Regions from separate parts of the Homo sapiens genome. Here regions 1, 2 and 4 are each linked to region 3. The links are chromatin contacts, found by Hi-C in ENCODE. All regions are on one chromosome and are shown on one strand. Each heading gives the region's core, a stretch centred on a gene start or an enhancer-like site at or near the end of the contact. The rest is flanking DNA. Distances are from core to core; before and after follow the strand shown. Region 1 holds the start of MAF (MAF bZIP transcription factor). Region 2 holds the start of ZFP1 (ZFP1 zinc finger protein). Region 3 holds the start of MON1B (MON1 vesicular trafficking associated B). Region 4 overlaps ZNRF1 (zinc and ring finger 1).

The links. A loop is a pair of places that touch in the nucleus more often than their neighbours do. Pooled maps may share reads with other maps.
Region 1: a loop to region 3 is called in a map of CD8-positive, alpha-beta T cell, with 18 times the contacts of the local background. The contact joins the promoter of MAF here to the promoter of MON1B in region 3. A Hi-C loop is called at or near these places in 2 of 168 maps with a recorded cell type or tissue (CD4-positive, alpha-beta memory T cell and CD8-positive, alpha-beta T cell) and 6 of 50 pooled maps.
Region 2: a loop to region 3 is called in a map of CD8-positive, alpha-beta T cell, with 28 times the contacts of the local background. The contact joins the promoter of ZFP1 here to the promoter of MON1B in region 3. A Hi-C loop is called at or near these places in 6 of 168 maps with a recorded cell type or tissue (B cell, CD4-positive, alpha-beta memory T cell, CD8-positive, alpha-beta T cell and 2 more), 1 of 37 single-sample maps with no recorded cell type and 12 of 50 pooled maps.
Region 4: a loop to region 3 is called in a pooled map, with 7 times the contacts of the local background. The contact joins the enhancer-like site here to the promoter of MON1B in region 3. A Hi-C loop is called at or near these places in 4 of 50 pooled maps.

Annotation. Positions count from the first base shown.
Region 1 is chr16:79,598,647-79,605,770 of GRCh38, reverse strand. MAF (MAF bZIP transcription factor) reads left to right here and starts at 5,034. Exons shown (of 2, transcript NM_005360.5): 1 at 5,034-6,986. The coding sequence starts at 5,869. It overlaps LOC101928230 (a long non-coding RNA gene), which reads right to left and starts at 4,884. Exons shown (of 3, transcript NR_188556.1): 1 at 4,782-4,884; 2 at 3,421-3,724; 3 at 1-234. RefSeq lists an enhancer at 4,825-5,119.
Region 2 is chr16:75,144,053-75,150,797 of GRCh38, reverse strand. ZFP1 (ZFP1 zinc finger protein) reads right to left here and starts at 2,274. Exons shown (of 4, transcript NM_153688.4): 1 at 2,155-2,274. RefSeq lists a silencer at 1,684-2,053 and an enhancer at 2,414-2,463.
Region 3 is chr16:77,186,107-77,192,745 of GRCh38, reverse strand. It overlaps MON1B (MON1 vesicular trafficking associated B), which reads right to left and starts at 1,556. Exons shown (of 6, transcript NM_014940.4): 1 at 1,488-1,556; 2 at 1,113-1,270. The coding sequence starts at 1,260. LOC124903725 reads left to right here and starts at 2,180. Exons shown (of 1, transcript XM_047435021.1): 1 at 2,180-2,838. The coding sequence starts at 2,180. The coding sequence ends at 2,524. RefSeq lists enhancers at 1,405-1,454, 1,475-1,764, 890-1,838.
Region 4 is chr16:75,106,483-75,112,645 of GRCh38, reverse strand. ZNRF1 (zinc and ring finger 1) reads right to left here. Exons shown (of 5, transcript NM_032268.5): 4 at 6,075-6,163; 5 at 1,652-4,913. The coding sequence ends at 6,107. LDHD (lactate dehydrogenase D) reads left to right here. Exons shown (of 11, transcript NM_194436.3): 10 at 1-44; 11 at 125-782. The coding sequence ends at 290. Among named protein-coding and RNA genes, the nearest start is that of LDHD, 7.2 kb to the left of the region's middle. RefSeq lists enhancers at 1,310-1,359, 3,357-3,436, 3,467-3,616, 4,811-4,980. Within about 2 kb of position 1,250, at least 32 of the 41 ENCODE cell types and tissues checked have a DNase peak (open chromatin) inside an H3K27ac peak, as active enhancers do.

The DNA.
Region 1 (7,124 bases), core at 3,785-6,284, 2.4 Mb before region 3:
TAAAACCAAAAGGAGCCCTTTCATTCCCATGTTCATGCGTGTCAAAACTATATATTAAACACCTCCGGTCTGAGAGGCCGTGTTGGGTGTCTTTGTCAGGTGAAGAAAGAGAAGAAGGCTGGTACACCTTCCCAGGAATTCTCACTGAAGAAAACATCTGGATTTTTTACATCTCTTGTGCAAAACAAACAAAGATTTCATTAAGTGATGTATATTGTTTTCCAAGGAAGAAACCTGCAGAGACAAAAACAAATAAGCAAATAATTGAAACAAAAATATGATAAACCCCCAAATTCTTCCAGTGCTAATTTACTTGTTATCATGGTTCTCTACAAAGGCAGAGATCACTAATTACAGGTTTTTCCAGAATTCACATTTCACGTCAAGATCATCCAATCCAAACAGTGTACGGAAAGCCTAGGGCCTTCTTCACTTTGCCCCCTACCCCACCCTACACACACGCCCCCATCTAAATGATACCCTTGGAAAGAAACCTACACATCTCATTTGTCTATATTTTGCTTCCTCCCTCGCCTCCCGGTAACCAAATGTGAGTTGTTCTCTAACTGCACTGGAGAATCAGAATTTATTGTACATATGTTTGTGTTCCACTTAATAAAAAAACCTATATTTTAAGATAAACTTTGTTAGTAATTCATGAGGTAAGTGACTATTTATGCTAATCAGGCAGAAATATATTCTCAAGCATAATGCATTACATAAATTTGAATGTAAAATGTTCAATTATGAAGTAAATACAGGTAATGCAAATAATAAATTACCTCTAATAAAAATTATAAAAGATGTGCCTTGAAAGAGAGAGCGGCTTTAACTTACAACTGTGAATTGCTTAAAGAGAAAAGAATTAATAAATGCTGAATTACTCTGATGATTATTTAGCACATAATTCACCTATTCATAACGACTCCTAGTAATCAGACTGTTGTTTCACATCCTCCAACATGAGGCAAGACTGTTTCCTCAGCAATTTTGCCCTTATCAGATTATCTCGTCTGATTCTATTAATTTTCTTCCATGAATCTGCTAACAGTGATTTGTGATTTACTTACCCTGCTAACTGAAGACTGTTAAAAGGATTTATCTAACACTGGACCTAAGAACAGTGTACGCCTTATCGTTCAGTTACTCTGAAGAACTCTTTCTCAAATCAATTTAGTTGGTTTCATAGTGAAATTTAGTGGACACTGGTTAGTTCTGCCCCATAAAATCAGCCCCTAAACAAAGAGTCCAGACACCATACCTGATGCATCCCATTCTATTCAGATTATGGATGTCTGATTCCAACATGATATATTTGAGTTGCTATAACTCACAATCGGGGAAAATATATTCCTTTAAGCTTTTAATCTTTGTAATTTGGACATGAACAGGGGTTTTGTTTTTCATTTTTGCATGAAGTCATTATGTATGTACTGACGTGAAACTATAATTGTGTTTCTGATGTTACTGTGTCACAATATTCTATGCGATGTAACCCATGTCCTCCTCCCCCTCACAAATCTCCTATAAATATTCATTGCTTTCAAAAACTTTAATACTACTGGTCCGAATTGGTCAATAATGACAAATGCATGGTTTCTAAATTACTGTATATTGTTCTACAGAGATTACTAGAGTATATATAGCAAGGGGATGTTAAGCAGTAAGAAAACACAGTTCACATTGTATTTGGATTAGATTGGCTTGGATAGAAGTGAAACAAACAATGTTAGCAAAGAAGTCTAAAGACATGTGGCCCACTGTAATTGTACAGAATCAAAAACCTGAATAGTACTCATTAAAATGAGAGAGCTCAATTGTTATAAAAGAAATGCTGCTAACAGAGAACTGTAAATGTTTAGACACCCCTGTGAATCACTAAATAATAATGTAAAAAGGATAAAAATGAGAATTAAGTTATAAGCCTGAGAGCATTACTGCTACACATCTAAAAAAATAATTCTGATCCTCTCTTTTTTTTTTCCAAGAGAAAATGGGCGACTATAAAAGACCTTGCAATAAGAGAAATAAAAATACCATGTCTTCACAGCAGTGTACATAAATAAACCATAAAAATGTGCAGATAATAATATATTTAGCTGCCCAAACATGGGCATTTAATTTCTAGAAATGATATATAACAATGTAACAATTAGATACTCAGCCATGAATGTGTATGGCACAGTCTTCATCATTAGCAAACTTTGTGTATAAAATATTATTTATTATTTATTATAATACTGCTTTCAGAGGCAATGATCATACCTTACAGCTTTTAACACAAATATGATGCAAAAGGATTAAAAGTATATCATAAACAAACAATAAATTCTTTCTAAATACACTTAAATTCATATTTTACATGAAAAATATAAACTTCCTACATTTGTGACTACTGACTTTTAAAAAGACCTAGAAAACTATTGTTACGGGCAATGTTAAATGACATAATGCTTATGTAATGGAAAGTGTGGATTTTCCTCTAAATAAACTATAATCCCTTAACTTCATTACTAGGGAAAATATTGTTAAAGAGAAGGAAAGCAAGGGAATTCTGCTAGGTTGCATAAATATTGACATAATCTTCACTCTTTCTTCCCCAAACTGGTAATAGACATAGTTTATTCCACCCAACAAAATGCTCTTATAAGACCAAAACTACCCTTATTAACAACTTCTCTGCAGTCACGATGAAAAGAAACACTACTTGTCTGAAAAATACCGACAGCGCTGCCCTTTTCAGATTAGGGTGTGCCTACGAATCTTTTGGGAAGTCTTCCATTAAGGATTCCTGGGTTTGCTGAAACTGAAGTCTACTAGGATCAGAGAAATTAACACAGGTCTAATATGGTGCAAGGAACGAGTGAGAGACACCTGAGGTTATAAATAGCAAAGCATGCTGCGGGGTGGGGAAGACCATTCTGAAGTGCAATGTTCAAGACGCTGGCTTAATATATGACTAAGTGTCAGAAGTCAGGTTTTCTGAGAATTACTTTCCAGATAAACAACTTTATAGCACTGCACTTAATCTTACTTACTAGAGACATCTCATTTATCACTGAATTACAAGTAACTTTAATCCTATTGATATTGCCATAAAGCCCGTTGAAAATCCATCCTGGCACTTTTAAAGGGTTTGGGGCCCTGTTACATGGGGATCCTCTTGCAAAGGTCTCAGCCAGAAATTACACCCCGAGGGTGTCTGTATCCCCTGGCCTCTTTGTCAACAATCAAGGAGAAGAGGAGGGGCAAAAATGATCTCTGCATCTGCCAGCACTTTCTTCGGCCCCTTTCCTATAGGGTCGGGTTCTCCCACTTCAGTCAAACTAACTTTGTGTGTCTCTTTCCTCCTCCCACACTGGGTAACCAGCTGCTTTTCACTTCATCGACAAAACTGGACACGGATCAATTTCAACTGACCTTTGCCGAAAGGTGGCGCTGTTGAGGTAAAAACCAACTCGCTCCAACAATAGTTTCCACTCTTCGATCCTTTTGCAGGCTTTTCAGAATTTTTTTTTTTTTTTAATGCACCCTCCTAGCGTCTCCCCCTTCTCATAAAGTAAAATAAATACGATTAAAAACACCAAATGCATTTCATTAATTGAAGGAATCAACAGTCCCAACTTCTAAGCAGACGGGCTGGTCTTCCAAAGGCTGGGTCGGTTTCAGGAGCTTTCTCTCCAAATAAATCTCTGCTTCTTCGACTTGCCTATCGCTTTAAAATCTTAGAAACAGAGTTAGTTGTTGGTTTCCTTCTTTTTTCTTTTTCTTTTTTATTTCTTTTTTGCATAAACTTTTAGAGAATCAATCTAGAAATTTGAACTACTTATTAGCATTTGCAACTGGGGGTGGGGGGAGCAGCCTCCCCCACCCCACCCCCCACTCTGCGTTTCCGGACTAGTTCCAGAAACCGCGGTTTAAAATTTAACCCTTCGAGGGTAGCTGGTGAGGGCTGGGGTATTGTTTTTCCCCCTTGCTCCCTGCCACGATCAAGTCCGAAATAATTAAAGGAAACGTAAAAGTGCAAAGGGCGCGCCTGACCCTGATAAACAGAGGTCAGATTTCGTAAGGGGACGGGTGAGTGTGAGTGTGTGTGTGTTTGTGTGTGTGTGTGTAAGAGAGAGAGAGAGCGAGCGCGCAATATGAGTCTCAAAGGCCAAACTCCGGCCAGTCAGGAGCCGGAAGGCTGAGCCCGGCTGACCTGACTTTGAGCTTCCCCGGAGTTATCTCGCATAGGCGCTCGCTCTGTCCAAGGGCACGCGACGCCAGCGGGCAGCCGGTCTCCGTGAAGAATGGCCTCTAAACAACTTATTTTACCTCGTTGTAAAGAGAGGGATAAAATGGGCTTTCCCTCTCCACGGATGCCCAGCCTTCTGGGCAGGCGCATGGCCGGGCGGCGCCCAGCCCGCAGCCCCGATCCGGACACCCCACTGCATCCCTCCCTTCCCGGTCCCTTCCCCGCACGGGCGCCCGAGAGACGGACAAAGAGTTGGGGCCAAGTTTGAGCGCCGGGCACGGCCAGGCTCAGGGAAGGAAGGTCCCCGGCAGACACCTGGGTACCAGAGTTGGTGCGAGGAGGAAAAGCTGGGAGGCGAATTCACAATCCTGGGGGTGGAGGGCAGGCAGGGGAGGGGAATCAGGCCAATCCCAGCCGAGTGAGCCCCCAGCGAGCTGGGGCTCCGGATGGGAGGCCTGTCTCGCGCTCCAAAGAAAAGCAAACCGCCCTCCCAGGTCCGCCCGGATTGCCGAAGCCCCTCTGGAAAAACTCCTTCCCCTCTTACACCAAACTTTGCGCCGGGCCTCGTTCCCTCCCGGGTAGGCAGCGGCGCAGGAAGGGTTAAGCCAGCCCGTCCCAGCTGACAGTCAGCTGATTGGGCCCTGATTGACAGCTCCGAAAAGTTTCCTTGTTTCTATACTATTATGCTAATCGCGGCCGCTCTCGCCGCCTCCCATTGGCCCGGAGTGCCAGTCAATTTCTCATTTGGACCTGACGTCACGAGTGCTATAAAACTCAGCAATTGCTTTAAACTCTTCTTGCTGGATCAGAGGCTTTAAAATCTTTTTTCATCTTCTAGCTGTAGCTCGGGCTGCTTGTCGGCTTGGCCTCCCCCTCCCCCCTTTGCTCTCTGCCTCGTCTTTCCCCAGGACTTCGCTATTTTGCTTTTTTAAAAAAAGGCAAGAAAGAACTAAACTCCCCCCTCCCTCTCCTCCAGTCGGGCTGCACCTCTGCCTTGCACTTTGCACAGAGGTAGAGAGCGCGCGAGGGAGAGAGAGGAAAGAAAAAAAATAATAAAGAGAGCCAAGCAGAAGAGGAGGCGAGAAGCATGAAGTGTTAACTCCCCCGTGCCAAGGCCCGCGCCGCCCGGACAGACGCCCGCCGCGCCTCCAGCCCCGAGCGGACGCCGCGCGCGCCCTGCCTGCAGCCCGGGCCGGCGAGGCGAGCCCTTCCTTATGCAAAGCGCGCAGCGGAGCGGCGAGCGGGGGACGCCGCGCACCGGGCCGGGCTCCTCCAGCTTCGCCGCCGCAGCCACCACCGCCGCCACCGCAGCTCGCGGAGGATCTTCCCGAGCCTGAAGCCGCCGGCTCGGCGCGCAAGGAGGCGAGCGAGCAAGGAGGGGCCGGGGCGAGCGAGGGAGCACATTGGCGTGAGCAGGGGGGAGGGAGGGCGGGCGCGGGGGGCGCGGGCAGGGCGGGGGGGTGTGTGTGTGAGCGCGCTCGGAGGTTTCGGGCCAGCCACCGCCGCGCAAGCTAGAAGCGCCCCAGCCCGGCAAGCTGGCTCACCCGCTGGCCACCCAGCACAGCCCGCTGGCCCCTCTCCTGCAGCCCATCTGGCGGAGCGGCGGCGGCGGCGGCGGCGGCGGCAGGAGAATGGCATCAGAACTGGCAATGAGCAACTCCGACCTGCCCACCAGTCCCCTGGCCATGGAATATGTTAATGACTTCGATCTGATGAAGTTTGAAGTGAAAAAGGAACCGGTGGAGACCGACCGCATCATCAGCCAGTGCGGCCGTCTCATCGCCGGGGGCTCGCTGTCCTCCACCCCCATGAGCACGCCGTGCAGCTCGGTGCCCCCTTCCCCCAGCTTCTCGGCGCCCAGCCCGGGCTCGGGCAGCGAGCAGAAGGCGCACCTGGAAGACTACTACTGGATGACCGGCTACCCGCAGCAGCTGAACCCCGAGGCGCTGGGCTTCAGCCCCGAGGACGCGGTCGAGGCGCTCATCAGCAACAGCCACCAGCTCCAGGGCGGCTTCGATGGCTACGCGCGCGGGGCGCAGCAGCTGGCCGCGGCGGCCGGGGCCGGTGCCGGCGCCTCCTTGGGCGGCAGCGGCGAGGAGATGGGCCCCGCCGCCGCCGTGGTGTCCGCCGTGATCGCCGCGGCCGCCGCGCAGAGCGGCGCGGGCCCGCACTACCACCACCACCACCACCACGCCGCCGGCCACCACCACCACCCGACGGCCGGCGCGCCCGGCGCCGCGGGCAGCGCGGCCGCCTCGGCCGGTGGCGCTGGGGGCGCGGGCGGCGGTGGCCCGGCCAGCGCTGGGGGCGGCGGCGGCGGCGGCGGCGGCGGAGGCGGCGGGGGCGCGGCGGGGGCGGGGGGCGCCCTGCACCCGCACCACGCCGCCGGCGGCCTGCACTTCGACGACCGCTTCTCCGACGAGCAGCTGGTGACCATGTCTGTGCGCGAGCTGAACCGGCAGCTGCGCGGGGTCAGCAAGGAGGAGGTGATCCGGCTGAAGCAGAAGAGGCGGACCCTGAAAAACCGCGGCTATGCCCAGTCCTGCCGCTTCAAGAGGGTGCAGCAGAGACACGTCCTGGAGTCGGAGAAGAACCAGCTGCTGCAGCAAGTCGACCACCTCAAGCAGGAGATCTCCAGGCTGGTGCGCGAGAGGGACGCGTACAAGGAGAAATACGAGAAGTTGGTGAGCAGCGGCTTCCGAGAAAACGGCTCGAGCAGCGACAACCCGTCCTCTCCCGAGTTTTTCATGTGAGTCTGACACGCGATTCCAGCTAGCCACCCTGATAAGTGCTCCGCGGGGGTCCGGCTCGGGTGTGGGCTTGCTAGTTCTAGAGCCATGCTCGCCACCACCTCACCACCCCCACCCCCACCGAGTTTGGCCCCCTT
Region 2 (6,745 bases), core at 1,025-3,524, 2.0 Mb after region 3:
ATTTATTCAAATACACACGAAACAGTTACCCAGAGAGATCATCATATCCTCGACCTTAAAACAAACTACAACAGGCCTGGTGCAGTGGCTCACGCCTGTAAAGCACTTTGGGAGGCCAAGGTCAGCGGATCACTTGAGACCAGGAGTCTACTAAAACAAAATGAAACAAAAATACAATACAAAAACAAACCACAACAAATTTAAAATAATTGAAATTCGTAACACAGTATTCTGACCAAATCAGAATTAAACTATAAATCAATAATATAAAAAGATCTGGGCCGGGTGCGATGGCTCACGCCTGTGATCCCAGCACTTTGCAAGGCCGAGGCAGGTGGATCACCAGGTCAGGAGATAGAGACCATCCTGGCTAACACGGTGAAACCCCGTCTCTACTAAAAATACAAAAAAAAATAAAAAAATTAGCCAGGTGTAGTGGCGGGCGCCTGTAGTCCCAGCTACTCTGGAGGCTGAGGCAGGAGAATGGTGTGAACCTGGTAGGCGGAGCTTGCAGTGAGCCGAGATCTCGCTACTGCACTCCAGACTGGGCAACAGAGCGAGACTCTGTCTCAAAAAAAAAAAAAAAAAGATCTGGAAAATCTCCAAAAACTTGGAAATTATGCAATACAATCTAAATAAATAAGGGTAAAAAATGAAGTCACAAGGGAAGTTAAAAAAATTTGAATTGAATGGTAATGAAAACACAATAAAAAGGCTGGGTGCAGTGGTTCATGCCTGTAATCCCAGCACTTTGGGAAGCCAAGGCGGGAGAATCACTTGAGGTCAAGAGTTCTAGAGCAGCCGGGCCAACATGGTGAAACCCCGTCTCTACTAAAAATACAAAAATCAGCCAGGTGTAGTGGCGGGTGCCTGTAATCCCAGCCAGGAGGACTGCTTGAACCCGGGAGGCAGAGGTTTCAGTGAGCTGAGTGCCACTGCACTCCAGCCTGGGTGACAGAGTGAGACTCAGTCTCAAAAACAACAACAACAGAAAAGAAAATACAAGATATAAAAATTTGAGTGATGTAGTTAAAGTAGTATTTAGAGGAACAGTTACATCAATAAATTGTGTCTGGCCGGACGCGGTGGCTCACGCCTGTAATCCCAGCTACTCGGGAGGCTGAGGCAGAGCACTACTTTAACCCAGGAGGCGGAGGTTGCAGTGAGCCGAGATCAAGCCACTGCACTCCAGCCTGGACGACAGAGCGAGACTCCGTCTCAAAAAAAAAAAAAAAAAAAAGAAAGTAAAGAAAAGAAACGGTACAATACAAAAATATAGTATTACAATCACATAGGACCACCATTTTACATGAGGTCCCTCGTTGACAGAAACACTGTTACGCAGAGCGTGACTGCACCAGAATCATGGGAAAACTTTCGTATTTCAAAGTAGTGAAGAATTTTGGGTGCCCCAAACGGAAAGAACAGTAAATTCCACCCGAGAGAAATTTAAAACGTCAAAACGTATACATGGCAAAATCTACCAGCGAGTAAAATCAAAAGATAAATGAAAAAATATCTGCTGCTCACATAAAGTACCACCGGGTTGTGAGACCTTAGGGAAATCACTTTCCCCTTCTGAACCTCCCGTGTTCCTGGGATAGCGACGGAGATGATAACGCTGGAAGTCACGGGGTGGATGCGAGGATCAGGGGAACACCTCACTGAAGACCCTCTGACAAAGGGATCACGGTTCTCCTTCACCACCGGCAACTGACCAGGCTCCAGTCCTTCCTCCACCCACGAGGCACCGGGCATCGGGGCGTGGCCAGGTGTGTCAGGCCACGCCCCCACCACGCCCCGGCGGGGCCTCGTCCCGCGCGCGCGCGCCCGCCGGGGCTCCAGAACTCGCTCCCGCGCGGCCCGAGCCCTTCGCCGCCCGTCTGAGGCGCATCTCCTGACAAAGAGAAGAAGGCGAAGCCTCATAGCCGCCCTTCCCTCCGCCGTCCCCGCCCCCGCACGTTCGGCCAGGCGTGCCCCGCCGGCCCCGTTCAGAGGCGAGCGCCGGGCAACCCCGGACGCCGCCCTGAGGGTCACTGCCGCCTACGAGTAGCCGAAGTTTGGGCTCCCACCCTGCGCGGGCACGAGCCCATCCCTCATCTCCTTCCCCTCGGCCCCAGGCCGCGCGGAGCTACCTGGAAGCCCCTCTCGTACCTGGAGGGGCGCAGCCTCCACTCGTGGCCCAGTGCCACAGCGGGTCACGGCGCAGGGCGGCGAAGACGCGCGGAGACGGGGGCTCTGTCACCCACTCGCCGCTGGTGGTGGGGGAAGGGCGGCCACCGGCGCGCTCGCAGCACTGCACATGCGCAGAAACAGGGGCGCGGGCCGTTCCCAGGGTCCTCGGAGGGGTGGACCATCCACGTTCGGGACTACATTTCCCACAAGCCTCCGGGGCCGCGGCTTTAGGGACTCTCAGGAAAGTCTTCGCCTTGTTAGGCGGTCTGATGAGCCGACCAAAATAATCTCCTTAGCCTGCACTGTTTTCTTTTTTCCCAGAGTGGGTCGTGAACTACAATTCACCACCTCCCCCTTAAATACAACAACTTGGCTTTTAAACATTACACAAATAATCTATAACTGTATTTAATTAGAATATATGTACAAAATAAAGTATCCATAATCTCACTTTCTAAAGATTAACTGCGTATAACATTAAGTTCGCACTTTGATTTTTTTGTTGTTGTTACAAAACTGGCCATAAAGGTATCATGTGCTGCAACTAGCTTTTTTCCCTTTTTTCCCAGGCCACTTTGTTGAGGTATATATATTTGTTGAGATCTATATATTTAAGATGTACAACTTGATATCTACATTTGTGAAATATTCACCATAATCAAGCTAATTAACATGTGCATCACCTCACATAGTTATTTGTCTGATGAGAACACTTAAGATCTATCTTCTTAGCAAATTTCAAGTACACAATATTGTCAACTATCGTCACATAGCTGTGCATCTCCCCAGAACTACTCATCTTGCATAACTGAGACTTTGTACCCCTTGACCACCATCTTCCCATTTCCCTTCACCCTCAGTTCCTTTCATCCTTTAGAACAGTTTTAGGTTCACAGCAAAATTTGAGCAGAAAATACATTGAATTCCCATATAACCCATGTCCCCCCAGCACACACAACCTCCCCAAAGTTGATATCCCACACCAGAACAGTGTATTTGTTACAATTGGTGAACCTACAGTTAAATATCAGCACCTGGCCAGGCTCAGTGGCTCACACCTGTAATCCTAGCACTTTGGGAGCCTGAGGCAAGCAGATTGCTTGAGCCGAGGAATTTGAAACCAGCCTGGCCAAAATGGTGAAACCTCATCTCTTAAAAAAAAAAAAAAAATACAAAAATTAGCCGGGCATGGTGGCACGCACCTGTAGTCCCAGCTACTCGGGAGGCTGAGGTGGGAGGATCACTTGAGCCTGGGAGGCTGAGGTTTCAGTGAGCCAAGATTGTGCCACTGCACTCCAGCTTGGGTGACCCTGTCTCAAAAAGTATAAATTAAAAAACAAAATCATTGGCACCCAAAGTCCATAGCTTACATTAGTGTTCACTTGATGTTGTACATTCTATGGGTCTTGACAAATGCCTGTAACCATTACAGTATCGTACAGAATAGTTTCACTGCCCCCCAAAAAATCATCTGTGCTCCATTTATTCATCCATCCCACAACCCCTGGAAATCTCTGATATTTTTACTGTCTCCATAGTTTTGCCTTTTGCAGGTTGTCATATAGGTGGAATCATACATATGTTGCTTTTTCAGATTGGCTTCTTTCATTTAGTAATATACATTTAAGTTTCCCTCATGTTTCCCTCAAGTTACCCTGGCTTTTTTTTTTTTTTTTTTTTTTTGACACAGGGTCTCACTCTGTCACCCAGGTTGGAGTGCAGTGGTGCGATCATGGCTCACTGCAGCCTCCACTTCCTGGGCTCAAGTGACCCTCCCAGTTCAGCCTCCCAAGTAGCTAAAACTACAGGCATACACAGCCATGCCTGGGTAATTTTTTGTATTTTTTGTAGAGATGGCATTTTGCCATGTTGCCCAGGCTCGTCTCAAACTCCTGGGATCAAGAAATCCTCCTGCCTTGGCCTCCCAAAGTGCGGGGATTATAGGGATGAGCCACTGTGCCCAGCCTCAGTTCGTTTTAGTGCTGCATAATATTCTACTGTCTGCATGTACCAGTGTTTTAAATCCATTCACCTACTGAAGATACATTGGTTGCTTCTAAGTTTTGGCAACTATGAATAAAGCTGCTCTAAACATCTGTGTTCAGGTTTTGTGAGGATATAAGTTTCCAGTTCATTTGGGTAAATCGTATGGTTGCGGCCGGGTGCAGTGGCTCACGCCTGTAATCCCAGCACTTTGGGAGGCCGAGGCGGGCGGATCACGAGGTCAGGAGATCGAGACCATCCTGGCTAACACAGCGAAACCCTGTCTCTAATAAAAATACAAAAATAAAAATTAGCCGGGCGTGGTGGCGGGCACCTGTAGCCTCGGCTACTTGGGAGGCTGAGCCAGGAGAATGGCGTGAACCTGGGAGGCGGAGCTTGCAGTGAGCCGAGATTGCACCAATGAACTCCAGCCTGGGCGACAGAGCGAGACCCCGTCTCCAAAAAAAAAAAAAAAAATTAGCATGGTTGCTGGATTGTGTGGTAACAGTATGTTAATGAGACAGGAGAGTTCCCTGGACCCCTTCGCGGGACTTGTCGTGGCTAGCTTACTCAGCCACTGTGCTAAAACCCCTTATGGGAGGGGGAGCACAGAGGCAAGTGGGTGCCAGGGCCAGGGTGAGCACCTTTGGGCTCTGGCCCCATGGTAGCATCTAGGGGTGTGTTACAATTAATGCTCTTCTAGCAGTTGCCATCCATGGACAGCTAAGCGTTAACCAGCTCAGTGGAGAGTGAGGGTGACAGCCTTTTACACCCTGCCCTCTTAATACCCAGGTCCTTGTCCAGCATCCAGAAAGGATCAGGTCACATGGACTTGAAGAATGGTAAATGCAGAGGTTTTATTGAGTGAGGGAGGTGGCTCTCAGCAGGATGGGGAGCTGGAAAGGGGATGGCGTGGGAAGATAATCGTCCCCTGGAGTTCTGCTGTCCCTGGCCAAATTCCTCTCTGACCATCCAGCTACCTCTTCAATGCTCAATTGCTTCTTCTCTTTTCTCCTTCTCCACCACCTTGCTCTGCAGCTCTGCCCCTCTGCCCCTCTGCTGCTCTTCTGTTTGTGGAGCCTGGGATTTGGGGTTCTTATGGGCACAGGATAGAGAGCAGGGTGGGCCACAATGGTCTTGGAAAAGGCAACGTACAGGCGTGAAAACAGGAATGCCTGTTCTCATTTAGGGCCATGGGTCCAAGCTTGAGGGTAAGAACCCTCACCAGGAATCCCGCCCTCCTGCCTCCTGTCCATATCATTAGTTTTGTAAGAGACTGCCAACACTGTCTTCCAAAGTGGCTGCATCATTTTGCACCCACCAACAATGAATAAGAATTCCTGTTGCTCCAATTTCTCACCAGCATTTGTTGTCAGTGTCTTGAATTTTGGCCATTCTAATAGGTATGTAGTGGTAGCAGCTTGCTTTTAATTAAAACAATATCCTCAAACAGGTTCATAGAAAGGTGTTTACACCAATGTTCATAGCAGCATTATTCACAATATCCAAAGGTGGAGACAATCCAAGTGTCCATTAGCTGATGAATGGATACAGTGGAATATTATTCAGCCATATCAAAGAATGACGTTCTGGTACACGCTACAACGTGATTAAAACTTGAAAATACACTAAGTGAAATAAGCCAAGCTGGAGGTAGTGGCATGTGCCTGTGGCCCCAGCTACTCAGGAGGCCGAGGCAGGAAGATCACTTGACCCAGGAGTTCGAGGCTGCAGTGACCTATGATTGCACGACTGCACTCCAGCCTGGGTAGTAGAATGAGACTCTGTTTCTTAAAAGAAAAGAAAAGAAAAAAAGAAAGAAGGCAGACACAAAAGGACAAATACTGTATGATTCCATTTATATGACGTACCTAGGATAGGCAAATTTATAAAGACAGAAAGTAAAACAGAGTTACCAGGGACTGGAATAAAAAGGGATGGGGAGTTAGTGCTTAAACGGTATAGCGTTTCTGTTTGGGATAATGAGAAAGTTCTGGAAGGAGAAAGTGGTGATGGATATACAACATTGTGATGTGAGTGTACACATCAAATTTTTCTGAAGATCTTATTATACCAACATTTAAAAATTATAAATTACCATAACCTATAATCTTATGGAAAGATGTATATACAAGAATGTTCCTCACATTGCCATTTATATTTGCAAAACCTTGGGAAGGATCTAAAAATCTTTTAGTAGGTAAACGTAAAATAAATTGTGGTGATATGTAAGGAGAATTTGGGGAAACACTAAAAAGGATAATGTGTATTACCCACGTGGGGGTTATTTCATTGAGAAATGAAATAATACTGATCACACAAGAATATGTGCAGCGTAATCCTATTTTTGTAAAAAACTATGCATATTTTAAAAAGACTAAACACTGAACTATACGAAGAGAATGGAGAACTCCCCCCACACACACATACACACAAGATAAATTCCCCTTACCGCCTTATGTGTAACAGCACTGAGTAAGCACCACGTGTGTGGGCTGTACTTTTCAAGACCTTCTAAAATTCACAACCACATTGTCCTCTATTAATTTTCCCTGAAAAATAAAGAGAAAGTGTAGCGGGTGTTTCT
Region 3 (6,639 bases), core at 307-2,806:
CTGCCCTGATCCACAAGTTATTCTACTCCATGTCTACTCCCCCCTACCCCCAACAATGACCATCATTAACCTCCACTAACACCCAGCACTTCAGAGACCTTCAGTCACTCCCCTGACCACCTTCAATCTCATTGGTATCCACTCCCCTCCCTACAGTAACCATCATAATATCCACTAACACACAAGACTTTAATGACTTCCATTGCCCCTACCCATGACCATCATTAACATTCACTAAAACCCACAACTTCAACAGCCCCTACTGACACATCCATTTATTCCCATTGATTTCCATTCATCCCCCAATGACAACCATTATTATCCATGTGCAACTATGTCTCAATAATTTTCCCATAAAATCCCAATAATTGCATATTCTGTCACTGACATTCACTGACACTCCCATGTCCCCAAATATCTTTACTCCCTCCTAATAACTGCTCTTACCTGCTATTAATTCCCAAGTCCTCAACCTCCCCATCCACATTTATTCTCAGTGAGGTCCACTGATCCTTCCCAATGACTCCATTTACATCCACTAATTCCAAAGTGATCAATGGCACAGACTTCTCAGTGACTTCCATTAAATCTCAAATGAACAACTTTACACATCCACTAACATTTGGTCCCTTAAAGACTTCCCCAACAGTCTACAAGTGACTTCAATGATGTAAATACTCTGAGTGCCCATCGAACTCCACTGATTCCCCTTCCCACTTCTATTATTTAATAAATAACACCCTACTCCTCAAAAACACTAACTTCTCAACAGTCCTCCTCTGTTGAGTCTATTGACTTTCTTCAGCGCATTCTTTGATCTAAACACTCTAAATCCTCAGTGACCCTCTTTGGTCCTAACAGCCCCCTTTTTGATTCCTCAATGACCTAAACTCACACCAAACCCCCAGTGAACATCCGTTGACAGCCAATGACTTCCTCAATGATGTAAACTACACCATGTGTCCACAGTGACCTCCTCCTGACCCGGCGATGGTTTAAGCCACTTCTCTTAAGTCCCAAGACTCCCTACTGGTCACCCACTGACCCTTCCCCCGTCCAACAATGACAACCCCTAAGGATTCCTTTTAAGACCCCACTAAGTGGAGTCATACCTGTTTCCTCCAGGCCCTCGTCTTCGGGATCCGGCGGGACCGCGTGAACCCCTCCACCTTCTCTAGCTTCCTCACTGGGGAACTGCGTGTCCTCCAAGTCCTCCGCGCCCCCGGGGGCCGGGGCAGCAGTGTCTCCTCCGACCTCCATCTGCACATCCCTGAGTGGGAGGGGAATCGAGGGTGACGGGCGGTGAAAGAAACTTCTGAAAAGCCTTTATAGAGTCAGGCCCCCTTGGACACACTCCTACTGCTCATTTCCCCACGGATTTCAATAGGACGAGACATCCAAAATCATGCCCAAATACGTCCCCCCTCCAACACTTTCCGAAAAGAGGAGACTCTACTGGGCCTCAGGAAATAGAGATATACAAACACCTGTTTTAACTCCGAATCTCAATTGGCCGGATACCATTACTTCCCCGTAGCGGCGGTGGCATCACACTTCCGGGTGCGGCCCGGGAGGTGCCACACTTCCGGGTACGACCCCTCCCAGAAGACACTTCCGGTTGCGGAGCTTTATTGGCTCCTCGCGGCGTCCCTCTCCCGCCGCCTACGGGTGTCCCCTCATAGTTGAGATGGCGCGGGCCACTTCGGATCTACGTCAGGTCTGTTCGGGAGCGCAATGAGACCTCTCTGCACTCCTTTCAACGGATCTGGCTACGGCTGCTAACCCGGGAGAGCGAGGCCCACTTCGCTTACCAGTGGTTGGCGTGAGGGGGGACGCGGCTCGCTCTAGCCAATCCCGGAGTACATAGGGCGCGACCGTCTTCTTTCTGGGCCAATCGAGATGAGCCGCCTCATTTCCCCGCTGTCTACTCCCCCCGCCAAATCCTAACCAATACTGTGCGTTGTGTTGCGTTTGCACACGCCCATCCATTGATTGACGTCTCCCTCGACCCAATCGAAGACTCGAGCCTATTCCTTGTTTCACAAGAGGACTTTTGCAGCGTCAGTCCCGATGGATACCTGTGCCGGACCCACAAACGGGCTCTCCCAGAACTGAGGCAACTCCACTTTCTCTTATCCCTTAACCCTGCCAAGAAAGTCAAGGGAGGGGAGAGGCGCGAATGCTTGACGGGCAGTCGCCGCTTCTAATCAGCGTGCCGCGCCAGCAGCTCCGTACCCTGCCGGGTTCCCACGTCTACCTGCAGCTGGGGGAAGAACTCTGCCAGCCCAGGGCAGGGGCGGGCACTCACTTGGACCAGGACCTGCCCGACGCCCCCGGTCCGCCGGGCGAACGGGTCGTCACTTTCTGTGATCAGTTTGGGAAAAGGCTTGGGGGCCCTGCCACGGGCCAGTGTGGGAACCCAGGGTTCGAATTCCCGCCCCGACGCTGCTTCCGGACCGAAAGCCCCCTGAACGCCTTGCCCCAAGTGCCCTGGGCCTTGGTTTCTCCATCAGTGAAACAATGATGGGAATCGCTTGACGTGAAGTGAGTGGAGGTGCTGGCACACTTCGAGTGATTGCTAAGGGGAAGCCTTTGGTACTAGTTAGGATAATTATTTTAATTACAGTATAGTTAGGGTAATGAATTCCAAATACCAGTGTAGCATCATGTGCTTTATATACAATAGGTAATCGATAAGTAATAAATATTAAATTTATATAACAGAAACAATGGATAAATTTATGTGCATACAAAATATATTTACCTAATACATTTAGAAGTATATAATATATAATAAACATGTAAAAAAGTACAATAAAATAACATCTCATAAGCAAACTTATTTATTAATCTCGCTGTGTTACCCAGGCTGGAGTGCAATGGCAAAATGTTATTGACTCATTGCAGCCTCCGTCTCCCGGGTTCAAGCAATTCTCCTGCCTCAGCCTCTGGAGTAGCTGGGATTACAGGTGCCCGCCACCACGTCCGGCTAATTTTTGTATTTTTAGTAGACATGGGGTTTCGCCATGTTGGCCAGGCTGGTCTTGAACTCCCGACCTCAGGTGATTCACCCGCCTCAGCTTCCCAAATTGCTGGGATTACAGGAGTGAGCCATCATGCCCAGCCCAGGGCTACACACTTTAAACAACCAGATCTCGCAATAACTCCCTCAGTCACTGTCACCAAGAGGATGATGCTAAACCATTCATGAAGGATTCACCCCCAAGATCCGATCAACTCCCACCAGACCCCACCTTCAATAATGGGGATTACCATTCGACATCAGATTTCGGTGGGAACATAGATCCAAACCTTATCAGGGGAGTAGAGGAATAGTTACGCCTTCATCTAGCTTTGTCAATCTGCATTTTTACCTCAGAGGAAGCAATCAGATATGCATTTGTTTCAGGTGAGCAGAGGGATGACTTGGGGTTCGCTCCTTTGTCTCGCACCTGTGAAGATAAACTATCAATTTACGTTGTCAGGGTAAAATTCAACAGAACCGTTTTAGGGTAAAGATCTTGCAGCCCACAAGGAATCCCTAGAGGGCAAATTATGAGGGAAGTATGTAGCTTTATCTTTGTAAATATCTTATTTAGGGATAAACTGGGAGGCAGGTTTGCCTGATGCAGTTCCCAGCTTGACTTTTACCTTTGGCTTAGTAATTTTGGAGTCCTGAGATTTATTTTCCTTTTACACCTGCCTTGTATTTCAACAAAACCATATCACAATTAGGCTCCTTTTAAAAATTCTTGCTGATGTGCTCTGTGAACTTTAAAGATTGTTTTCCAGGGAAAATGGCAGAACTAAGAACAATTGTCACACAGTCTCTTATCTGAAACCCTTAGTGCCAGATGTGTTTTAAATTCACACATTTTCCTGATTTTAGAAATGAAATTAGGTGCATGTGCCATGTATTATATAGAGCCCAGCAAGGGACTGGGAAACACCTGATAACTAAACTCATTTTTTCTGAGTGAAACTTTTTATTACTCCCAGTAAGAGAAACACTAAACCGTCTTATGTTAGTTTAGTTCAGGTTTTACCTCCAAGTGAGCTTTTAAAAATTATTTTTCTGGAGCTTTTTGGATTTCAAAACTGCAGACGTAAGTTTATGGAGCTTTATTAGCATTCCGTGTTTGATGATTTGCCACTCTAAACAATTTCTACAATCAAAGATGAGAGATGGGAACAAGTGAAGGAACATAGAGCCATCTCTGGTGTGTCTGCCTTTTTTTTTTTTTAATCAGAAAAGCAAAGACCAAAAATATCTCAACAAACCTCTCCAGTAGATTTTAAGTTATGGCTCATGGCTTGAACTGCAGAGTGTTTACAAATTGTAGACACACACACAGACACAGAGTTTTTTTCTGTTTGTTTTTTTAACAGATCAAAGATGTCTTTGTGACATTATATATGTTTATACTTCCTGACTTTATGGACACTGTGTAAGTCCCAGGTAATCCCAAGCTACAGATGAGTCTAAGAAAGGACGTAAAGGAAAACACAAAATACTGCCTAGGACTTAAGGACAGGAACTCAGTTAGACCCTCATGTTAAGCCTGAGCTTGATCTCTTACGTACCATTTCTGTTTGATAATAAAGCGTCCAATGTCAGGCTGGGTACAGTGGCTCATGCCTGTAATTCCAGCACTTTGGGAGGCCGAGGCGGGCAGATCACAAGATCAGGAGTTCGAGACCAGCCTGGCCAACATGGTGAAACTAAAAATACAAAAATTAGCAGGGCGTGATGGCAGGTGCCTGTAATTCCAGCTACTTGGGAGTCTGAGGCAGGAAAATCGCTTGAAACCAGAAGGCAGAGGTTGCAGAGAGCCAAGATTGCACCACTGCACTCCGGCCTGGGCAAAAGAGTGAAACTCCATCTCAAAAATAATAATAATAATATTAATAAAATAAATAAATAAAGCACCCAACCTTATAGCTAGGTGAGTATCCAACACCCAGCCCATGATCGAAATCTCAGGCTGTGCAATCACCTGACATCCCATAGTTAGGTGCTCATTCTTTACCAAGGCCTGGTCCCAAACCTGTTCAAAAGAAGAATCATTAACTACAGAAGAGAGGATAGATTTATTTCAAAATCTTACACATCTGTGTAGTGTTTTTTTTTTGTCCTATTGTTGCTTGCCAGATGCTCTGTAGAGCATCCTTATTTGCCATGGACAGTTTGACAATCTATGGGTCTGCTGGATCATAAGCCCCAAGTGGTGGATTAGCTTAACCTGCAGTCTGAACTCACTTTCTTTTGTTCTTCTCACTTGAAATCTACAGGTAATTCTGTAAATGAGTCAAAGTCACACACTGAAATGTGGTATGTGTTGCTTCCAAAATCTAAAAGACTTTTACTATTGTGGATAAATAGTAAAGTATATTTTCTCATTTAAGAATATAATTGACTTATCTAAATGCAAAACCGATGTATTGTGGGGTTTATAATATTTGTAGAAATAAAATGTGTGGCAGCAATAACACAAATGACTGAAGTTATACATGATAGCACATTACTTTAAGGCTCTCACATTTTACATGAAGAATTATTATTTGAAGATATATTGTGAGGAATGAAAGAAGCATTTTGTTGACATGGGGAAAAAAATACAGAAATGCCAAAGAAATTTAATGCCAAAGAAATAATAGGCCAAGAGTTGAGATAAAGTGGAATACTAAGTGTATGCCATCCAAAAGAAAGATGAAAAAGAGGAACAAAACAATAAAGAACAGATTGGACAAATAGAGAACAAACAGCAAGATGCAAGACACTAATTCAACTATGTTAAAAATTGCATTAAATACAAATAAATAGTAGAATTAAAACAGAGATTGTCCAACTGTATATAACATCAGGGCCTAAATATAGGCTCACTACAAGATCTCAATGTAATTATGTGGTCTGTAAAAATATAAATGGGCCAGGCGTGGTGGCTCATGCCTCTAATCCCAGCACTTTGGGAAGTTGAGGTGGGTGGATCACTTGAGGTCAGGAGTTCGAGACCAGCCTGGCCAACATGGTGAAACCCTGTCTCTACTAAAAATATAAAATTAGCTGGGTGTGATGGCATGTGCCTGTAATCCCAGCTACCTGGGAGTCTGAGGCAGGAGAATCAGTTGAACTTGGGAGGTGGAGGCTGCAGTGAGCCAAGATCATGCCATTGTACTCCAGCCTGGGCAAAAAGAGCGAAACTCCATCTCAAAAATAAATAAATAAATAAATAAATAAATAAATAAATAAACACCAACAAAAAAAGGGACTCCTGTAAATATACAAAAAAAAAGCAGATCATTTAAAAGTAAAATGTCAAAACATTTTAAACTATGAGATAATGCAGGTATTATAACATCTGAGGGTCTATGTTACTATCAGAAAAAAATACTTCAAAATAAGAAATATTAAAACAGGACATATCATGATGATACAAAGTTCAAGAATATGTTTTCATCCAGAAGACACAACAATCCTAAATATACATATATGAATGCAAAACTTCAAAATACACAAATGTCAAATTGACAGAAAATAAAGGAGAAATAGACAAATCCCTAATTATAGTTGGAGATTTCAGCACTCCATGCTCAGTAATTGACAGAACACTAAGGTAGAAAACAAGAAAGGGTATAGCT
Region 4 (6,163 bases), core at 1-2,500, 2.1 Mb after region 3:
GAGGAACTGGGCAGGGTCAAGGCTTTTGCAGAACAGCTGGGCAGGTAGGAGCAAAGCCAGGGAGGGGAAGAGCTGAGGGCAGAGGAAAGGGAGCCCCCTGAGGATGTCTCCTTCCTGCCCCCAGGCGGGCACTGGCTCTCCACGGAACGTGCACGGGGGAGCATGGCATCGGAATGGGCAAGCGGCAGCTGCTGCAGGAGGAGGTGGGCGCCGTGGGCGTGGAGACCATGCGGCAGCTCAAGGCCGTGCTAGACCCCCAAGGCCTCATGAATCCAGGCAAAGTGCTGTGAAGGGGGTCTGAGCACTTAGCCCACAAGTTCCCTGACTACGGAGCCGGTTCTGGAACTTTTCTTCATGCCACGGCCCCTGCAAGGAAATAGATGCTGAGGCAGTCTTCCTGCCAGCGAGCCCACTGTATCTGGGCCCAAGGCCAGAGGGCCCAGAGAGAAGCCTGAGCACCGTGTTACCTCCCTGGCCCTCTGGCTGGCCCCAGGAGCCTTTGGTTCAGTAAACGACCCAGGGTGGTTCCCAGCAAAGCTGCTTCCTCTCTGCTCCTACGCATCCTGTCCTGGCGGGAAGAGAGCGTCTGGGTCCATTCAAGACTCTGATGACACCCCTCCCCGAGGCCTCCCACTGCCGGGGTCCCAGGACCCTTCCCCCTTCACCTGGTGACAGGAACACTCCTTTCCTGGTATGGAACGTGAGCTCCCGTGACATGATGATAGGTCTTCTCCTTGGGGCCTCCCCCAATAAATCTGTAATAAACCTGAAACCCACCTACAGCTACCTGGAAGTCAGCAGGCAGCACTTCCTCCCCTCCCCCTCCAGGGTCTCTGTCCTTTGGTCAGTGACCCCTTTGTTTTGGGGCTGTCCTCTGACTTCTTATAGCCTGGGGAGGAGGTTGGTGCTCAGGGTTCGGAAAGGAACCCAGGTCCCTGTCCCAGCTACTCCGCCTCAGAGCTGAGGACCTGCCCACGGCACATGTCACTCAGGATGGGCTCCCCAACTGGGCCTGAACCGGGCCTCTGAACACACTGAATGTGTTCCTCAGCAGCTGCCACGTCTCTAGAAACAGAGATGAGACTATTTTTGCACCCACCTCTTCATGGGGTGATGTATCGTACCACCAGCTGTTTTGCCCTCAAGGTCTGTCCACCCGAGGGCCTGCCCCTGTCTTGGGCCGGAGCCCGTCTTGAGACCTTGGCAGTTGTTCCCCCCTAAGCCCACAGGAGGGCGCCCGAAATCATGAAGCTCAGATACCACGCGGCATCTGCAGCTCACGACTCCTCTGCCCAGGGCCTGCGGCACTCAGCCCTGGGCAAACCTCCTCCTAGGGTCAGGTAAGTCCTGGCAGCCTGGAAGCCAAGCTAGTCCTCCATCCCCTGCAGGTCCCAGGAACCTGCAGTGCTGTCTCATCTTCCTTGCCCCTCTAGCCTTCGGTCCCTTTTGGAAAGAGGCATGTCACACCCCACGCCCTCCCTGGCCTCCGCCCCTCTCCTCCTCCCATCAGCTGTCAGTGCTCAGGCAGGCTGCTAGGCCTTAGGCAGAGGCAGCTGCGCTGAGACGCCCCAGTCCAACTTCAGTTCTTGGAACCCCTCCTCCGTGCTAATACTGGGCTCCAGCCGACAGCAGTTACACCAACCTGAGCCTGGAGGCTACTCCTCCGTGACGTTTCTGTCCCGTGCTGCCCTGGTGGGGAGCAGAGACCGTGCCAAGGGCTCACTGGTGACAAATCTCAGCCCTCTCCCCAAACCACCCCAGCACGCGTGTGCTCATCACCGAGACAGCCCTCTCGCCCCTCCCCTTCCAGCCAGCCAGCCAGCCACCCACTCTTCCAGGCGAGAATCCTGCAGCAGCTGCGCTCTCCCTCCTGGGTAGGACTCTTCTTTGATGCGCCCTCCAGTGCCTGGCAACTAGGAGGCGCTCAGCAAATGACCATTTCCCACAATCTTTTATTAAGAAAAATTCCAAACATACAGAAAAGTTGAAAGAACAAGTACACTGTTCACTGAAATACCAGCCACTGCAGATTCAACAATGAACATTTTGGCCTTATTTGCTTTGTGTATTTTGGGGGGAACTATTTGGAATTAAATTACACATTTCTTGAAGGCATTCACCTATATAATCCAGCATCTATCTCCTAAGAATGAGGACATTTTCCCATGAACTGCAGTACCGTTAAATGGCTATTAGAGGAATGGTTGGTCTTTGTGAGGGTCTCACGTCCAGGAACCTCATCAAAGTGTGCTAGGCCCTTAGCAGAGAGGGTAGAACCTGCTCGCCGGCTCCCTCACCTTCTCTCCCATCCCAGAAAGGCAGAACAGGGGCAACACAGGATTCTGGAGAGCTGTCCAGATAGAGGATCACAAACATGAGCTCCACCTGGGAAACACAGACAGCCCCAATCCCACCCCCACAACAAGAGCAGGCAACCTGGGTCCAAATTCAGAGGACACCACAGCCGGCAGAGGGCTGCAGCATGCCAGGTAGGACGGAAGTCGCTGGGGGTGGGGATGAGCACCAGCCCCTAGAGCCTGGAATAGCACCCGGCGTGGGCTACAGCCCTGCCCCACCCACCTCACAGCTGCTCGGCTCACCCATGGCACTGCCAAAGCAGCAGGCTTAAGCCGCCAAGGCGGGCACATGAAGCCTCCATTTCCAGGTCCAGGGGTCAGGCAAGGAGATCTCCTTCAGGGCTGGGCCCTGCCTCGCCAGCTTTGCTGGTGGAATTAAATATAGCACAGGGAGACACAGTTGCCAGGCAGAAGCAGGAGGTGCTGTGAATAGAACAGTGCCCTTTGTGGTGACAAAGCTATGGGGAGCCTGCTGTGCATGTGCCAAGACCTGCAGGGCAGCTCCCCCAGCCCCCACAGGGACCTCTGAGCTGCATGGTTTTGTCCCCGCTTCACATGTGAAATATCTGAAGTTCAGATGAAGTCGTTTCCCCAAGATCATTCTGCCAAGTAGGAGAGCCTGAATGCACAGTCTAGAGCCCACGTTCCTGCCACCGACTCACAACAGCCCCAAGGTCTTCACCCCAGACGGGTCCCGCGCTGAGACCCAGGCTCTGAACCACCGAGTCTTCTTTAGTGTTTCTCCGCTGGCCCTGGCTCACGTTTGCCCACTGGCCTGTTGTGAATGCCCTTGCACAGAGTAGGTGCTTCTGGAAGCATCTGATGGAGGGTGACTGCGGAGCCAGGGGCCGTGGCAGCAGGGGGATGGTCCAGCACATCAGGCGGGCCTGAGAAGGGTCAGAGCAGAGAGGCGGTGGAGTCGTCTCCCTCTAGAGCTTTCCTTCGCTGGCTCTGCAGGAGGCTCTGGAATGCTGCTCCGGGAGCCCGCTGGGCACGGGGACACAGGCCAGGCCTGCACTGCTGCTCCCTGCCCCGAGCTGCCTGCCCAGCCCGCATTTTGCCAACTTTTGTGAGCCTGAGCAGTTGGTTCTGGTTCAAGGGCTCTGAGCTGGCACAGCCCCAAACCAGGGCCTCTTCCTGGGCCTCAATGAAGCATGCCCGTGAGTCAGCACTGAGACGCAAACTGAACAACAGGCAGGGCGAGTGGAACGTGGGATGGGGAGCAAAGGCTGGAAGGAGGGGGGCTGGGCCCACACCTGGAAGAACCCACATCCTTGCAGCCTCCGGTGGCTGCAACATCTTGGCCCCTGCAGATCTTTTCAGAGGTCCAGCACAATGACTCCACAGAGGGCTGACTGGTTCCATGATGCTTAAGAGGTTAGGAAGCTTGTAGGAGGCACGCCTGACTTGCCACTCCCTCCACCCAGGCCTGACTATCTGAGGACCAATTCACACACCTGGAGCCCCGAGTAGCAGCCTGAAGGAATGCTAAGGAGGTAGGTGAGGGAGTGGGGGGCAGGCCCTTGCCCCCATTTCTTGATTGTATAACACTTCATTAAAATAAAATCACGCAGTGCCATCTTTTATTAGACATTTTAATACCATATCAAAACACCTTGACTAATGAAGAAAGCTTTTCTCCCAAGCTTTGAACATTTTTTTAAACATTTTATAAGTTTTTTTTTGTATTTTAATATATAAATACAGAAACCTATCTTGCATGGGCTGATGCCACGTGTGAACATCAATGGCTAAAATGTTCTCAAACATAGTGCCTGAAAACAGGGGTAGCTGTACATATTTCTTAGTAAGTCTTTTTTTGTTTAAGTTTTCTGAAAAAAAAAATCCACGAGGGCCTAAGAATAATGTTCAGGCATTTTTGCAGGACACTTGTGATTGTTAAATCCTCTGAACTGACCGGAACCAGGAGGAAAGAAGGGAAAAGAGATGGGATCAGTAGGAAGAAAGTTCTCAATGGGTTGTTTTTTGGCAATGAAGTCAAGATATTAGGGTCTCAAGGGGAGAAAAGAGCAAAAAACCAGCCAGAAAAATAGAGGGAAAAAACCAAACAAACCCAAAGTAGAGAAGTTGGTGGTGGAGAGGGCCAGTTGGGGCAGGGGAAGAGACCGTGTGCTCGCCCGCCGTCAGAAGGCTGGCAGCGAGGCCTTAGCTGTGTTCGTCTGTCACTGAGTGGGTTATGGCTGGGCAGCAAACAGCAAGCTGTAAACATCACGAGGGAAAACACCAGTCGACACTAGACTTTTTTTTTATATAATTTTTTTTTGTAAACACTTTAAAGACAGACCCACAATGCCTTTCAAAGATGAAAAAGAAAATGCCCTTTCCCTCCTGGGCTGAGGGGTGAGGGGAAGGATAGCAGTTGATTCATTCTTCTCTCAAACTTGCTCTCATCCAATTTGGTGTCCTCAGGGAGGAAGGGAGAACCATGATCTGGAAGTCAGTGCAGAAGGGGTGCCCTGTTCCCGCTGGTGTCCCAAGCTCAGCTCTGCCCCAGGGTCCGGTGAGCCTCCTCCCTGGAGCAGGGGCGCTCTGTCCCTGTGTGGACCGTAATAAATAAGTCGTGCTCCATCGGGCCGAGGGCTGTCTGCTCATCCCAGGGCAGCTGCATCCCAAGAGGGCAGGCGGGGCTGGGGCGTCTACACAGGACCCCAGAAGCCAAACAGCACACGGGGAATTTGCAGCCATGTGCCTGGGCAGGTTCTACTCCCCTGCCTCACTCTCCCCCCTGGCTCTTTCTTCTCCCCTTGTCATCAGTTTTTGAGGTGGAGGTAAAAAGAGCAAATGTCCCTGATTTGTCTGACATCATCAGCTGTTCTGGGAGTTTACTTGGAATAAATAAAATAAACCTAACAAAAGAAAACGAAAGCAAGAGAGAGAGAAAGGGAGGGGGGAAGAAAAAGGTCCCAAAACCTTTGGCTGTGAGATGGAGTTGGGCTTTTGGTTTTTATGGGGGTTTTGTCTACTTGTTTGCCAGAAAAAGGAAAATGCCAGCCCAGAACTTGGAGGGGACAGGTGAGATGGGGGTCAGGGGTGGATGGTTGGCAGCAAGTGGGGTACCCCTGGGGGAGAAATGGGGAGGCCAGACCCAGCGGTAAGCCAGGGGGATGTGTGGAGTCAGCACCCAGTGCTGTGGGATAGAGGGATCGAGTCTGGCCTGGAGGCCTCAGATTCATCTGGAAGCGGCATGGGAAGAAGCAGTGGTCAAATGATCGCTGACCAGCACTTTGCAGGGAACAATGCACTGCCCATGGCTGTTTAGTAAGTGCAATGTCCTTATGGCAACAGGGAGTGAGATTATCCCCGTTACCATAGAAGAGGCGGAGACTCAGAGGTGAGCGAGGATGAGGCCAAGCCAGGCACAAACCCACCGCTCAGGCTCCTTTTCCTGCCCGTGCACATTCCCAGGGGATATTCCTGAACTTTCTTTAGGAATGTAGATTGTACTGGTCTCTTCCCCAACTGATCCTAACTCTTCTGAGCCTGTTCTTCATAACTGTCCATGTTGGTTTGTATCTCTTGTCCTTCCCAGGGAAAATCATTTCCGGATGACTAACTGCTCACTGATGAGGTGCTCCTTCCCTCTGCTCCTGCTTTCTTCTCAGTGGCATAAGGGCAGCCCGGCTCCCTAAACTGCAGGCCCCCAAAGTGACCTGACCCCAAGCCTTGAGCCCGGAGCACCCCCAAACGCGGGCTCACCTTTGAGAGGAGTCAGCAAGCAAGCCCGCAGGTCAGTCCGCAGGGTGTTCCGGACAAGATCTGTTCACTTCAAACCACGAGTCTATGCA